Linked DNA regions of Homo sapiens: region 2 is linked to region 1. A link is a loop called in an ENCODE intact Hi-C map of the cell type or tissue named here. Cell type or tissue: B cell. All regions are shown on one strand. Links, peaks and the distances in the headings refer to the core of each region. The heading gives the core; the rest is flanking DNA.

Evidence for each region. Peaks named below come from ENCODE experiments on the same cell type or tissue, not always from the same donor. Only the 100,000 strongest peaks of a DNase experiment are listed, where the experiment ranks them.
Region 2: a loop joins it to region 1, with 6 times the contacts of the local background. A loop is called at or near these places in 101 of 110 quality-filtered maps.

What each region holds. Positions count from the first base shown.
Region 1 is chr11:44,521,423-44,526,789 of GRCh38, forward strand. It overlaps LOC105376646 (a long non-coding RNA gene), which reads right to left and starts at 4,644. Exons shown (of 5, transcript XR_931232.1): 1 at 4,057-4,644; 2 at 2,417-2,616; 3 at 1,081-1,186. In B cell, for the core only: CTCF peaks have their summits at 2,259 (motif pointing right) and 2,461; a DNase peak (open chromatin) is centred at 2,269; H3K27me3 peaks cover 493 bases.
Region 2 is chr11:44,283,709-44,289,075 of GRCh38, forward strand. All of the region lies in intron 1 of ALX4 (ALX homeobox 4), which reads right to left. Among named protein-coding and RNA genes, the nearest start is that of ALX4, 24 kb to the right of the region's middle. RefSeq lists enhancers at 1,898-2,871, 2,872-3,844. In B cell, for the core only: CTCF peaks have their summits at 2,788 (motif pointing right) and 2,997; a DNase peak (open chromatin) is centred at 2,793.

The sequences.
Region 1 (5,367 bases), core at 133-5,132:
GGCCCCTCAGCTCTTCTCACACCTCCTCTCTCTCAGCTAGGTCTCAGCTCTGGAGGGCGGACCTAGGGAATGCTGAGACCCTGCAGGTGGACTTTTGATCCTTCTCACTGGGGGAGCACAGGAGCCTTCAGGCATGAAACTCTTGGGTCATCCATGAGCCTCCCTAAAGCCCAGGCCCTCGCTAACACCCACTCCACTGACCTCGCTCCAGGAGAGATCCTTTCCTTTGGTAGGATAAAGCCCCTGGCTCCCAAGTCACCCTGGCCTCCTACCCCTCTACATCCTTTTGTGCTGGGGTTGAGGTCCCTGCCTGCCTGGACCTGCAGCTCTGGAGTTGGCACAGCTGTTAGTCAGGAAGCAGCCTTCTCCCACCACCTCAGCCTCCCTGATGGGTACTCTGGCTCAAATAAGAGTGTGGACAACAGCTGGGCGTGGTGGCTCACACCTGTAATTCCAGCACTTTGGGAGGCCGAGGTGGGTGGATCATGAGGTCAGGAGTTTGAGACCAGCCTGGCCAATATGGTGAAACCCTGCCTCTATTAAAAACACAAAAATTAGCCGGGTGTGGTGGCACGCACCTGTAGTCCCAGCTACTCGGGAGGCTGAGGCAGAAGAATCGCTTGAACCCAGGAGGCGGAGGTTGCAGTGAGCCGAGATTGCACCACTGCACTCCAGCCTGGGTGACAGAGCGAGACTCAGTCTCAAAAAAAAAAAAAAAAAAAGTGTGGACTACAGACAGTCCATCGAGGCTGGCTGTCTGGGGAGGAATTGGAGCAATGCAAACTGGATGCCTTTTTGCCCTCCACGTCCTCACAGCCCCACTGCCTTCTGGGTCTCTTAATCATCTATTTTGGGTCCAGATTTTTTAACCAGTTGAGATTCTTAACACCTGTCCCAAAGGATCGGTCAAGCTCCCCATTAATTCCCTATTTAGGAGGAAAGGGAGGCTTTGAGGAGGAGATTGACATGTCTGCAACTGTTGTGGAGCACAGGACTAGAGTTAGCACTTGAGCCTGCAAAGATTTTTCTGCCTCCATCATTCATTCATTCATTCATTTATTCACTCACTCATTTACTCACCTACTGTGTGCAAGGCCCGTTTGTTGAGCACCTACTATGTGCAAAAGCAATGTTCTAGGCATTGGAATACCTTCATGAACAAGACTGGCAAATATTTTGTCTTCAGCTATAGCCCAGTAGAAAAGACAGGCATGAGACAGAAGTTCAGAGAATAATTAAGGCATGCTATGACAAATCACTTTGCTCACATCTCTGCTCAAATGTCACCTCTTCTGAGTGACCTTTCCGGACCCCCATGTCTAAAATACCACCCCATCAATCTCCATCCCCTTTCCTGATTTTTCAAAAAGTAGGAGTATGAGTATTTGGTACAAGGTTATGCATTTCTTTGTTTTCCTGTCTTCCCCACTAGACAGTGCACACCACGAGGGTGGGAGTTGTGACCCCTTTGTGCTCTGTCTCCAGCACCTGACTTACCATGTGCTCTGAGTAGATACTTACTGAATGAAACATGAATGAATGAATGAATGCTACAAAGAAGATATACAGGTGCTCTGGGAGGAAAAACAGGGAAACCCAGCCTAGCCTGGAGTTCAGGGGGAGGTAACCCCCAAAGCAGGAGCTAACTTCAGACTGAGCTCCAAAGCAGGCCAGGACACTAGAAAAGAGGCAGGAAGTCTGGGCGCGGTGGCTCACGTCAGTAATCCCAGCACTTTGGTAGTCCAAGGTAGGCAGATCACGAGGTCAGGAGTTCAAGACCAGCCTGGCCAATATGGTGAAACCCCGTCTCTACTAAAAATACAAAAAAACTAGCCAGGCATGATGGTGTGCGCCTGTAGTCCTAGCTACTCGGGAGGCTGAGGCAGGAGAATTTCTTGAACCCAGGAGGCGAAGGTTGCAGTGAGCCAAGATTGAGCCACTGCACTCCAGCCTGGGCAATAGAGGAAGACTCCGTATCAAAAAAAAAAAAAAAAAGAAGAAGAAGAAAGAAGAAGAAGAAGAAGAAGAAGAAGAAGGAGAAGGAGAAGGAGAAGGAGAAGGAGAAGGAGAAGGAGAAGGAGAAGGAGAAGGAGAAGGAGAAGAAGAAGAAGAAGAAGAAGAAGAAGAAGAAGAGGCAGGAAGAGCATTTCAGGCAGAGGAACCACAGCATGCGCAGAGCCCAGGATATCGACGATCTACAAAGGTCCCCTATCTGCAAAGCTTCCCCTACAGGACAGTCACAGGCAGCTGCCTTGAGGGCACACCAGGGGGAGCCAGCAAGCCTTTGATGGCACCGCAAAAGAGGCTCCAGATCCTCGGATTAAAATTCTGGCTATGTGATCTTCGGCAAGCTCTTTAACTTCCCTTAGTTAGCCTCTTTTCTCATTTGTAAAATGGAGATGAGAGTGACACCTACCTTGAGGGGTTACTGTAAGGACACAGAATGACAACTTCAAGTTTTTTAGATGAGAGCCTGATCCGTGGTGAGACTTTAACAAATGCTGGTGGCCGGGTGCAGTGGCTCATGCCTGTAATCCCAGCACTTCGGTAGGCCGAGGCAGGAGGATTGCTTGAGGCCAGGAGTCCCAGACAAGCCTAAATAACATGAGATCCTGTCTGTACAAAAAATTGGAAAATTAGCCAGGTGTGGTGGCATATGCCTGTGGTCCCAGCTACTCAGGAGGCTGAAGTAGGAGGTTTGCTTGAAACCAGGAGTTCAAGGCTGCAGCAAGTCATTGATTGTGTCACTGCACTCCAGCCCGGGTGATAGAGTAAGACCCTGTCACTAAAAAAGTTAAAAAAAAAAAAAAAAAAAGCTGGCTATGTTAGCACAGTGCTGCCTCTCCTCACCCACTAGAAAATTTAGGCCAAGGTAATCGGGCTGTCACAGAAGCAATATTCTCAGCTGGCTTTAATCTAGGAACGGTGGGGTGGAAAATAAAAAAGACTCCCAGTCCCTTGAGCAAAGCAGTTGCCTCAGCCTCAGTATCCCCATCTGCTCAAGGAGGCCTCGGCCGGCTTCTCCGTGTGGCCGAGTTTCCCTCTCACGGCCTGTTCCCAGCCAAGCTTCCAGTTCCCTGAGGTTTTCACTTCCTGTCAGAGACCTCAGGGCCTTACACATCCAGGCCTTCACCTCCTGCACGGATATTTTGCACTTTCCACCTTCCCCCAGCCCAGATGTCCTGGAGTCCTGCCTCCCCGGCTCCCTCTGGGCCTGCTCTCTGTCCCTGCCTGGCCACCACCTAGCCAGCAAGCTGTTGGTGTCTCCCCAGGCACGCAGCGCCTGGTGCAGGGGCTACACTGCCCTGAAAACCCCCAGGATACCAAGCACCCCCGAACTCCACCCATCTGTGATGACTTCAGCAGAAAGTCCTGCCCATACTTGTGGAAATTAGTGTGTGTGTGTGTCGGGGGCGGGGGTTGGGGGCTAATCTTAGAGAGGGCCCTATTTGCCCCTCGCTGCACACCACAGGGAAGACATGCTCCAGGTAAGTGCACGTTTTCACACATACTCTCGAGTGCACGTGGGCTCGAAAGGGCTGGAAAAGCTTCCCCCTGGACAGAGCTAGTCTCAGAAACTCAGGACGTGGGAAGGGGGTCACTGAGGGGGAGGCTCTGGCACTGGGCCCAGCACTGTGGTTTCTGATGCTGCCTCAGCCGCCAATTGGAAGGAAGCTTGGGAGGAGGAGGAGGAAGCGCTGAGTGTGCAAATGAGCAGTGACATGGGAAATCTCACAGGGCAGAGGCAGCCTTCAGGATCTACACCAGGACGAGGTGACCTGGTTTCCCCTGGCTTGGTGGCCCTGGAGGAGTCACTGTGCTTCTCTAGGCTGATTCCCTCTTCTGCAAAATGTCAGTCCCAGACAGTAGGCAGCAAAGAGTGGGTAGACCCGAGTCCCAGTCACAGCCAGTCTCCCCGGGATCCTGAGGCTGCAACAGAGGGTGCTCCTCGCTGGGCCTCCATGTCCTCATCTACAAAATGGGGACAGTGACCCTGATCTTGCAGGATTGCCCCAAGGTTGAGAAATGGTGTACACAGAGCATCAGACACACTACCTCTTAGATACATCCCTTCCTCGAGGTGCCTGCCAGGCCCCAAGTGAGATCAAGCCTCCTCTCTAGGGTCTTCCCTCACCGACAGTGGCCTTCACAGCACTGGGTGCTGTCTGAACTTTTATGCATATTCATGGGATGATTTGACAAACGTCCCTTTCCGCACTAGATTGTAAGCTCCTTGAAGGCAGGGATCCCAGCCTGGCACATAGTAGGGGCTTCTCTTAGTCAAGATCCAGCTAGGAAACCAGAACTCAAGTCAGGTATTTCAACAGAGGGCATGTGATATAGGGAGCTAGTTCGGAAGGTGTTGGAGGAGCTGAAAGGCCTGACCGGGGATGGTGAGCCACCCACCGACAAGCAGCGGCAGGCAGCTGTGACAACCTGGGACTCCAGAGACCGGGGAGGAAGTGCCGATACCCAAAGCCTGGGAACCAGACTAGGTGTGGGACACCGGAACCACAGTCAGGCAGGGGGCTGCCCATGGGAGCTGGAACCCTGGCGGTGACCCAACCACTTCCCAAGTTGCCACTAAAGCAGAGAGAAATGAGGAGGAAGACCCTGGCTCCTCCCTTCCGCCCCGCCCGCTGATCTCCATCCAGTTCTTCCCATTGGCCAAGACTAACAGGAAGCCGGCGGGCAAAGGAGCCTGGGAAATATATCAACAGTTGGCAGGAGTCAGCCCCGAGACACAGGGGAGGGCCAGGGAAAAGTAGAGGATCCATCCGTTCGCTTTCTGAGAGGGAAGGACAAATGGCAGTCCCAGGGCTCCCCTTATTTACTGGTTCACAAATGCCTACAGCATTTACGAGGCACACAGGGCAATGTTCTGAGCTTTTGACGAATGAGCAGCAGGAGTTCAGTAAATGATACCCGTCCTTGTTGATGGTGCTTTTGTTTTTGTGGTCAGACGCGTTCCAAGGGGCTCAGACCTGCTGTGATTCTGAGATTTTTCTGTCTCTGACCCCAAGATCCTCACCCCAACCCTGGCCTTTTTGGGCTCAGGGAGCCCAGACCCACCCCCTTCTCCAGGCCCTGCTGAGAGTAGGGGGAGGAAGGGCAGAGGATGCAGCCCCCCGGGCCTGAGCCCCTGCAGAGCCCCTCCATCTCTGCCCCGGGCTCCGTGGGGAGCAGGCTCTCCCTCTCCCCGCCTGTCAGTCAAACCCTGCCGCTTGGAAGTTCAAGCGTGGCCAAAAGGAAGCAGATTTCAAAACACACCTCTGCTCGACCCGCTTTCCTCCCCGCCCCCTCATCCGAGCTGACCCAGGCTCTCTGGGGGCTCCCTTGCCCCAGGCCTATCCCAGACAGAGCTGA
Region 2 (5,367 bases), core at 308-5,307, 240 kb before region 1:
ATGGGCCACCACACCCCGCTCATTTTTGTATTTTTAGTAGAGACGGGGTTTCCTCATGTTGCCCAGGCTGGTCTTGAACTCCTGGCCTCAAATGATCCACCCGTCTTGGTCTCCCAAAGTGCTGGGATTACAGGCATGGACCACCGCGCCAATATTAGGTATTTATTTGTTCTTCTGTTTTCCCCTTGTTTATTGTCTCTCTCTCTCTCCCTCCCATGGAGCAGGGAATATATCTGAACATGTGTGCTTTGTTTACCCTGCTGTGTAACACCTAGTATCATAGCTGGCATGCAGTAGATGCTCAGTAAACATTTGATGAACAAATGAATGAGATGATGCTAAGAAAGGATAGCGTTTTAACACATGCAAAGATGTTCAATTTATATCAAATAAATCTCATTTTGATCAAAAAGAGGAAGGGAGTGGAGCATTTGTCCTCAGAAAATACTACAAGTTTCCAGAAGTGGCAATATGGGTCTATGGGTTAATTTTGTTTCTTTTCTTTTTTTGGGGGGCGGGGCGGGGCTGGTCTGAATTAATTTTCTATTTGTTTTCCCAGGAACAGGTTGAAATATCTGAAAGCAGTGATTAGAATCCTGGATGGTGCATGCTCTGAGAGCGGGCTGGGCTCTGTGCTGTGGGATTATGGGAAGCAAGAGACAAGCACCACTTGGAGAGACTCAGTTAAACTGGAATTTTAGATAAACAGTTAACACTTTAAACAATATAAGTATATCCCAAATATGGCACAAGAAATACTTTTATCCTACAAATTATTCATTATTCAAATGCAGATTTGACTGAGTAACCTGGTTTTGTTGTTTGCTTGCTTGCTTTTTGCTAAATCTGCCAACCCTGTACATCAGGCTTATGTGGCATTCAGGGTCCCGAAGGCAGGACTGGTCCCCACCAGACTCACGGACTTACACGCCAGCCTTCCATCTAGCTTGAGGTTCAGAGACCTGCTTCCGCTCTGCAGCGCACTGCACGAGTATCTTCAGGCTTCCGCACTCCTGCGGGCACCCTTCCTTCTACCTAGCATGTCTCTCTGCCTCTCCTGTCTGTGGCTAACTACTACTTTCACCTGGATAGCTTTCTCTGTAACTTTTGTGACTTTTCTTTCGCATTACAAATGTAATCTATGTTCTATATGGAAGATTAAAAAAAAATCAAGACAGACCAAAAGAAAATCACTCACACACATACACATACACACACACACACAAACACACACAGAGAAAACATTACTTTGTAAACTTTTGTGTTTTTTTTTGAGATGGAGTCTCGCTGTTGTCGCCCAGGCTGGAGTGCAGTGGTGCACTCTTGGCTCAGTGCAACCTCCGCCTCCCCGGTTCAAGCTATTCTCCTGCCGCAGCCTCCTGAGTAGCTGGGATTACAGGCACCCAGCACCACGCCCGGCTAATTTTTGTACTCTTAGTAGAGACAGGGTTTCGCCATGTTGGCCAGGCTGGTCTCGAACTCCTGACCTCAGATGATCTGCCTTCCTGGGCCTCCCAAAGTGCTGGGATTACAGGCGTGAGCCACCGTGCCCAGCCTATAAACATTTTAGTAAAATCTAACCATATTCCGTACCCCTTTCCATGCTGTTCTATATTCTTCTACCACACCATCCTTAATGGTTACGTAGCGAGAACAATCACTATTTTATTTAATCCATCCTTTTCTGTTGGGCTCACAGGTTTCTACTTGTTTGAAATCATAGCAGGTCTGTGATTTAAATCTCTCAATACATGCATGGCGATTCCCTTAGGAGAAGCTCCAAGAACTAGAAATATGAAGTTCAATTATCCACATATCTGAGGGTCTCTGAGAAACACGGCCAAGTTGTCTTCCAGAAACATGTAATGTCCTCAGCTACCACGGTGTCCCCTCCCACTTCAGAGCCAATAATGGTCATTATAGTGTTTTTAAAATCTTTGCCAGCACGATGGATGAAAGTGAGATCTTGTCTTTCCTTTTTTTTTTTTTATTTTTTAACTATGGAACATTTTATTTTTTGTTTTCTTCTGCTGTGAATTCCCTCTCCTGGGCTTTCAAAGCTCAGCCAAGGGCCACCCTTCTTCCTCCAGGACCTCCCTTGCCTCTTAAACACTGAATCCCCTGCTTTACAGCACCGGCTCATGGGCCTGCTCCCTCCCTAGACTGTGAGCTGGTCAGAGTGGGCCTCCCAGATGTACTGCTGGGGCCTGGGCCTCGTGTGAGTAAGGGCTCAGGACACACCCCTGGAATTAATGCAAATGCCTGTGTGTGCCTGGGTTGAGGGAGACTCCTCTGGGCTCCTTCTGCCTCTGGTTTGGCTGGGGCAGCTCTGCAGGCACAGCTGAGGGTGGCCAGTGTGTCTGCAGGAAAAGGCCCCAGGCCCTGGAGCTGGGCTCCAGACACAGGAGGTCCTTGGTCCCCTGCACACACTGCTTGTGTCAGGAGGCTGCTGCATGGAGTCGGAAGAAGGGACCTTTCAGGATGAGGGGGGTCGAGGAAACCAGCCACAGCGCAGGGCAGGAAGGACCAAAGATGACCCCGGCAGCTCCCTGGCCCTGGACAAACCTCTTGCCTTCTGTTTGCTCAGCTCAACAACATTGCATGAATTCCTGCCAGGGAGGGGTATGAGAAGAGGAGATGGAGGGGCACAGCCCTGTGGGAAGCCAAGACTGAAGAGGAGTCCCCGGCCCTGGCTGCTTACCCAGAAGGCTAAGCATTCAGGTTCCAGGGCCCAACTCCCAGCAGGCCAAGATCAAGACTGCAGTTGTGCATGCTGGCCACCAGGAGGCACTGCAGTTCCAATAAAGTCACTGGACGGAAGGTGATGATCCTGGGGCCCCAGTGCCTAATGAGGTTTCTAGACGTTTGTTTGAAGACCCAGGTCCTAGCTGGGAGGATTTGCCACTCAAGCAGTAATTCAGCCCTACTACGCGTCTGCCACCATTCCAGCACTACAAGGGACAAAGAGATGGATGGGGCGGGTCGCTGGCCTTCCTTGCAGGGGTCTTTCCTCCCCTAGTTCTGGGTATTTTCACATTCCTGCCTCATTCCAGTCTCCTCAGAATTCCCACACTGTGGCCCCAGCATCCTCATTGGACAGACGGTCAAAGTGAGGCGCCGAGAGAAGGGACCCACCAGTGTCACTAGTGACTGAGTGACAGACAGGCTGAGACCTGGGCTCTTTTTCATTCCTTAAGTGGCCTCCCTTTGGAGACCCATGGGGATTCCTTGGCCCTCCAGAGAGGGTGGCGCACAGTGGGTGCTCAGGAAACTGACTAACTTGCAAAAGCCTTTGCCTTGCAAAAGCTCCCTAGGACACCCCTGTCGTTTGGCCCAGCGGCTTTCCATGTGGCTGGCAGACTTGTTACCAGCTTCCCCGTGGGTTCTTCCCGAGGCAGGCATCCGCCGAGGCAGGGTCTGCCACCCCGTCCTCCACTGCTCCGCCCTCACACAGAAGCTCTCTCAGTTCTTCCTGCAATGGCAGGGGTGAGTGGGGAGGACTGTTTTTCTCTTAGTCTAGAGATGGAGTGGGCTTCCCAGAGTCCAGGAACGAAAAGGGATTAATGCTGGGCTCTCGCAAAAACAAAAAACAAACAAACAAACTAAACAAAACCAGGAACTGGGCTTTGTACTTTACAAAGTACTAGGGCATCTATTATGCCACCAGTAGGGTTCCAGCCTCTTTACAACCGCCAGGTTTCCATTTTATAGCCCCAGAAACTGAGGCCAGAGGGGGTAAATGCCTTGCTAAGAATCAATAACTGTTAAGAAGGTCCAGGGGTGGTGGTTCATGCCTGTAATCCCAACATTTTGGGAGGCCGAGGTGGGAGAGTCACTTGACCCCAGAGTTCCATCTAGCCTGGGTGACAGAGGCAGAGACCTGTCTCAAAAAAAAAAGAAAAGAAAAGAAAAGAAAACAAAAAACTGGTAAGAGGCAGAGCTGAGACTTGAATCTCATGCCTGGAGCATGCCTACTGGGCCCTCCTGGGGTGGATGCTGTGGGTGGGACTGGGACAGGCAGACAGGAGACAGGGTCAAGGAGGAAGGGAGGAAGTCACAGGAGAATGGCTGCTCTCAGCTGCCTCAAGAGATTGGCCCCCTTGCAACAACCTTCAAGGCTGCCCCTGATCAAACTGCTCTGCTGAAGATCAACTTCATTGACCATCTGGGACCTCAGATGTGGACCAGTGCCTTGTTTCAGGGCCTACACACACTGAAGTACTTAGAGGCAAAGAGGCATATGAGTCATATGTCTGCAACTTACTCTTTTTTTGTTTGTTTGTTTTTAGACAAAGTCTTGCTCTGTTGCCCAGGCTAGAGTGCAGTGGCACAATCTTGACTAACTGCAACCTCTGCCTCCCGGGTTCAAGTGATTCCCTATGTTGGCCAGGCTGGTCTCGAACTCCTGACCTCAGGTGATCCACCTTCCTCGACCTCCCAAAGTGCTGGGATTACAGGCATGAGCCACTGCGCCCAGCCTGCAACTTACTGTTAAATGATACAGCTGTATATCGTATGCATGTATATCAATACATACATAAACAGAGCATATGCACAGAGAGAGACACAGAGAGAGACCCAGAGAGATTGAAAATAATGCAAATATGGCAAAACATCACCATTTGGGGAGTCAGCATAAAAGGCATCTGGGAATTCTTTGTAGTCCACTTATAACTTTAAGTGTAATACTGTATCAAAATAAAAAGGTTTTTAAAAGAAAAGGTATGTGGACTAATGGAAAGAAGGCACCTTCCCTAGGAACCCCTCTTGTGAAGCTGGCATATGTAATCATTTGAACAGGACCTGGATGAGTTTACCTGGCAACCTCCCCGCCTTCCCCTCATCACCACCACCATTCATAATTCTACAAGGGGCCTTGTACGTTGCAATAAAAATCACAAGACAAATGCCAACTCTGGGAGCACACATTGCTCCCCAGCCCTCTGGAAGCCCTCACTCCCGTGGAAGCCACTGTGACCCAATTAGAACATGGGGCTCCTTTAAGCAGCTCTTCTGAGAGCTGTAGGAGACCAAGGTCAAGCTACTGTTGGAACTTAAAAGTTTAAAAAGTACTTTAATTTTTGAGTCTACTGTAATTTCAACTGTCCTACAGTTAGTCCAAATGAGTAAAGTTTCCTTGTATAAAAAAAAGAAATGGTGGAAAGAAAGAACCCTAAACTTTGTCCAGCCCTCAGCCCCCATGGCCCCTCTGCCAAGGCCTGGGTCCCCTCCATCCCCCAGCTTGTGTCTGGAATTTGTCTTTCCTGTTCTCTCCCCCACCCTGTGTCTTGCCTTACTGATTCATTCAGAGCTTCCCTTAGGAATCATGGCCTAGTGGAAGAGATGCATGAGGGACAAGCACGGTCA